Linked DNA regions of Homo sapiens: region 2 is linked to region 1. Evidence: chromatin loops called from intact Hi-C (ENCODE). Cell type or tissue: heart right ventricle. All regions are shown on one strand.

Region 1 (2,500 bases):
TCTAATGTCATCAATGTATGAATTAGTTTCACATCTCTGGCTGTAAGAAACTGATAACACCCATAAAGCAATTCCCAGGTAGACTCTGATTGGCCAGCTCAGGTTACAAGCCCATGCCGCAGTAGTAGGGTATGGTGCCCAATTAATAACCCATCAAGATTCTGTAAAATGGAGGAGGAGTTCCTTTGATTGTATCCAGCACAATAGGAATGGGATAATATGCTGATCAATGACAGACTATCAGAGCCCACTTCAATATTCTGATCCTTGGCCGGGCGCGGTGGCTCATGCCTGTAATTCCAGCACTTTGGGAGGCCAAGCAGGTGGATTATGAGGTCAGGAGTTCGAGACCAGCCTGACCAACATGGTGAAACCCCGTATCCACTAAAAATACAAAAATTAGCTGGGCGTGGTGGTGCATGCCTGTAATCCCAGCTACTCAGGAGCTGAGGCAGGAGAATCGCTTGAACCCAGGAGGCGGAGGTTGCAGTGAGCTGAAATCGCACCACTGCACTCCAGCCTGGGCGACAGAGCAAGACTCCATCTCAGAAAAAAAAAAAAAAAGATTCTGATCCTCTTAAACTGAGGTACCCCATCTTATATCTCTACGTATCCTCTGTAGTTTCTAGCACTGTACCTGAAAATGCAATCTTTTAATAAATTCTGATAAAAAGAAGAGGATGTAGCAAGGTAAAGAGCTCTTTTCCACACCTCTGCTTCACATCTTCAAGAACCCCATTTGATGCCAGGCCAGAAATGGGGCTCTAATGCAAGCTACAGTGGCTCTGGGGCTTCTGATGTGCACTTTATTTGGAGGAGGGCCAACTTAATTCAGAAAAGAGTTCTCCAGGCTGGACTGACAGTGACCTTTCCACAGTGACCTCAGTTTAAGGCCTCATTCAATTTGAAGGAGAATCTTAAGGCTAGTTCGAACAAGCTGCCCCTGAGATAAAGCCAGAAATGGTTCATGCTCTGCAGCAGAGGCATAGACATAATGAACTGCTGACTGGTGCCAAACAATCTCTTCCTTTTCATTCACTATGCGTAATTAGTCCAGATTTATAGGACAGACTTCCTAGAATCCTCAGGCACACACACACGACAAATCTCTGGAAGGAAATGGACTTCAATTTTCCCTTCCCAAGCTCCCCTCTTGGAAGCTCTGTCACTCAAGGCCCTCTGTCTGTCACATCTCCTCTGAGATCCTTGAAGGCTGAGCTGGTTTGGAAAAGAGCACACTCCATTATCAAGCCAGGCTCCTTACACATCTTAGAACTTACTGACACCTGCTGGACGGTTTCCTTCTCTCTGAAAAGCATCTGAGCAGAAGCCTTTGCCCTATGTGTGAGGTCGAAGGAGCCAGGACCTTGGCTTCTGCACTGGAAGAGGAACAGAGAGCTTTCCCTGCCCTGCGGAGTGCTGTGTCTGCTCAGTGAAAACGTACCTCCTCCCCACAGAGAGCAGACTTGAGAGTCCCCAGGCAGCTTCAAGAACAAGCACCCTGATGGTAAAAATGCATGCAGGAAGGAACACCATGAAGAGCAGTTCAGAGGTGGAAGGTTGGAATTCATGATCATGGTCAAACTCCTAGATTCTTATGGCTTTTCCTCCTGGAGAGACTGAACATACAGCTAGCTTGAAAAGTATCCACTTCCAAGTGTGGAGCCTTACACTGTTCTCTGGGTTGCCAGAGCCAGGAGATGCTGCTTGACCGGGTCTGTGTTGCCCCAGAGCAAATCCTGAAGGAAGTAAAGGTGACCCTTGGTACTGTCCACTCTCAAAACATCTGGTTGTCTTTGGCTGCCTTCTCCAACTCCTAATGTTTTCAGGGCAATGCACTCTTCTCAACAGGTTGGAATAAGCAAATAAACTAATTTCATTGCATCCTTGTGAAACTGCATGTTTTAAGAGAACCTTGGGGTGAGATTTGTGCTAAAGTCCAGTGAATCTCTCCTAATGGTAGCATTTTAAACCTGAGGATAGGCTAATAACAGAAACTACTTGGAAAAGTGGGCTTGTGGAACCCCTTTAATTATAACGTGTTGGACAGCTGCCTGCAGGTAGATCTTGCATAGAACTAGTTAGTTATTGCTGCTATCTTGCCAAGGAATTGCCCTACATGGAGACCAACTGCTGGACCGCCCATTCCCCAGCCTCTTCTCCTTCTTCCCAGGAAAGAGGAGGAGTACTCACTGGCTGGCTGGCTGGCTGGCTCCCCTCAAGCTCCCTGGAAGATCCCTTCTGGAGAAGCTATTCTTCAGCATTCCCTCCTGGAACCACCCATCCCATCTGCAGTCATAAGAGCACCCCTGAGTCTCATCTCAGTTTTCCTCCCTAAGAGCCCAGCTAAATGCAGAAAGCAGGAGAGTAGGTGAGTGTGAGAGCATCTGTAAGCCTTTTTGCCGCCAGGGCTCTAGTGTGGCAGAGAGACCTCCCTGGGAGTGGAGCTATACCCTTCCCTATACAGGAACACAGCCTGCCCAGGCCAACCTCAGAAACT
Region 2 (2,500 bases), 630 kb before region 1:
GAATGACTGATTTAAAAAGAAATCCCAAAGCCTGAAAATCTCAAACCACCATCTGCCAGATATTTTTGTGCAGAAAAGAGAAGGCAGTGATTACTTTCTATCTCAGATACATAAACATGATTAAGGAAGGATCGTGTGTTTTCTTTGCAGTTGGTCCCCTGCCAAACCCAGAGGCTATAAATAGGATGGCAGAGACAGTAACCCATCAGCACACATGAAAGGAGAACCTGTCTCCATCAAGTCATTTTTTTTCTATATTCCCTGCAACAATATTTCGAGTTCAGAAACCTGTCAAAGAGATTAGTTGGAAAAATCCCTTGCCTCAGAAGAAAGGGAAATCTCCAGAAACATCCAGCATCATAATTCATACAGCCTGGTGAAAAAGTAAGTATATTTGTGTGCAAAATGCATTCTCACTCAAGATTAGTTAGCTGCTGATGCTGTTTTTTAAAAATCCATAGTCAAGAAATTTTTCTGTGACTATGAAGCAACTCTGTACTGTGAGTCAGTTTGTATATCTTATAAAATGGAAATGAGCGCTAAGTCATCAGTGAAACAACCAAAAAGAGTAACGTTAGAAAACGGTTCTTTAATCTTGTTTCCAGCTTTGAGCTTTAATTGACTTTTTCAACCAATGCAAATCATCTTTCAAATTTTAGGGTAATTGAAAGATGCTGCTCATAAAACATATACTTTCCTGCTGTGACCAAGACAGTAGGACAGAGATCTACCAGCCCTTTGTATTATTTCGAACATTAAAATATGTGATTGACCATCCAGTTTCTTGAATACCAACAGAATATTTTAATAATACAAATAAGAGGGAAAGATGCATTTCAAAGATCCTATTTATATTCTGCATATGAAATGCATACTCCTATTTTTCAAATCACATGAAATCTATGGGGGGAAAATGAAGTACATGACTGGTTACTAGGCAAAGCACTCAGGCAGTTTTATGAACTTCTCTCTGAAACCTGCAACAACAGAACCATCTCCTTCTGTCTCACTTGGAGACCTACCAGCCCAGCCCAGCCCAGCCCGTCTCCCTTCTGGAGAACTACAGTCATCACTGCTCCTGAAATAGCTTCTTACTTGATAACATCTGTGGCCACGATTATCTCATTTTCTTAGTGAAGGTCCAATATTTTAACTCACTATTGAAATCGCTTAGATATAATGTTTATATTTTAAATGAGCTTTGCCATCTAACTCTCTCACTAAATGATCCCAGACATGAACTTCTAAATAAGTCAAATCACATCGATTTCAATTACTGTCTTTTATTATCATCAAATGATCCTCTGGTCACAGAAGCTGAAGGTGAACGCTGTTCTACAACATAAATGTTTATAAATACTTATGTGCTGGGAGTATCTCACTAAATCCTCATAACCACTTTATAAGGCAGGTATTAATATTCACTTTATTTTAGGGAGGTGGAAACTGTGGGCAGAGCCCCTAGGCTGCCAGACGGTAAGCAGAGTGGCCTGGATTCAGAGCCAGCACTTACACACTCAGTCACTGGCACTTTAACTAGGAGCCACAACAAAATAACCACACCGGCTTAGCACTAGACCATAGTTATCGCTCTATATTCAACATAGTGGCCACGTGCACGAAACAAACCATACCTAGGCTTATCAATGCTTTTCACTATCTTGAAAACACCATCACCAAAAGATTCTCATTTTGGGGGGTTAAGGTGGGGGAAGAAGCCCACAGCAAGCATTGTAGTAACTCTACTAAAATACACCTGTCAAGAAATTACTAGAGGTTGAAAATGTCTCAGACAAGGACTGTCTGGGAAGTTGCTGGGGGACATTTAGAAAGTTCTGAGAACTTGCTTACAGTGGTAACAAAAGGAAACTGTCTTCAGTTTTCATACTCATACATTTGCAAAAAGATGCAGAAACCTTAGACACAGGCATGTCTGTAACGGTCTGAGAGGAACAGAGGTCCTCTATCCCTCCCCACAGTGCTGCCCAACCTGTGTTCTGTCCTGCCACTCAAGATTTCTCACCTTTGTATTGCTGCACTGGCTCCCAAATCCAATCCCTGCTTCTAACTCTCCCTTCCTCGAATCCACCTTTTGCACTGCCATGGAAGTGGGGGAGCAGTGATGATATTAGCCCGTCTCTGTCACTCATCTGCCCAGACTCTTTCGGTAGTCCCTCCTGTGTGTAGGTTAGGATTCAGCTCCTGAAGTTTGGCCTTCAGGCCTATCCATGATGCCTGGCTCCATGGTGGGCCCCAGTGGGCAGCCAGTAGTCCTGGCCCACACGTCTTCTCTGCACCACAAGACTGTCCTCCTCCTGTTGTCCCTGTTATCTGGATGGCTCCTTCCATACCACAGCCTCAGCCTCTACAGGCTTACTTTCACTCATCTTCAGAGATTCTGCCGGGCAGCATCCCCTTCAGGAAATCTCCTCCACGTCCTTACTCCGCTCTTTTCCTGACCTTCCCTTACACTGTGTGGCTGGGTTAGATGTCTTCTTTC

The links. Peaks named below come from ENCODE experiments on the same cell type or tissue, not always from the same donor. Only the 100,000 strongest peaks of a DNase experiment are listed, where the experiment ranks them.
Region 2: a loop joins it to region 1, with 3 times the contacts of the local background. A loop is called at or near these places in 1 of 110 quality-filtered maps.

What each region holds. Positions count from the first base shown.
Region 1 is chr2:158,033,223-158,035,722 of GRCh38, reverse strand. It overlaps a transcript of UPP2 not described here. Among named protein-coding and RNA genes, the nearest start is that of UPP2, 67 kb to the left of the region's middle. In heart right ventricle, a CTCF peak has its summit at 1,286 (motif pointing left); a DNase peak (open chromatin) is centred at 1,344; H3K27me3 peaks cover 269 bases.
Region 2 is chr2:158,663,732-158,666,231 of GRCh38, reverse strand. All of the region lies in intron 15 of PKP4 (plakophilin 4), which reads right to left. It overlaps PKP4-AS1 (PKP4 antisense RNA 1), which reads left to right. Exons shown (of 4, transcript NR_135242.1): 3 at 151-384. Among named protein-coding and RNA genes, the nearest start is that of PKP4-AS1, 70 kb to the left of the region's middle. In heart right ventricle, no CTCF peak of the experiment used is centred here; no DNase peak of the experiment used is centred here; H3K27ac peaks cover 2,500 bases.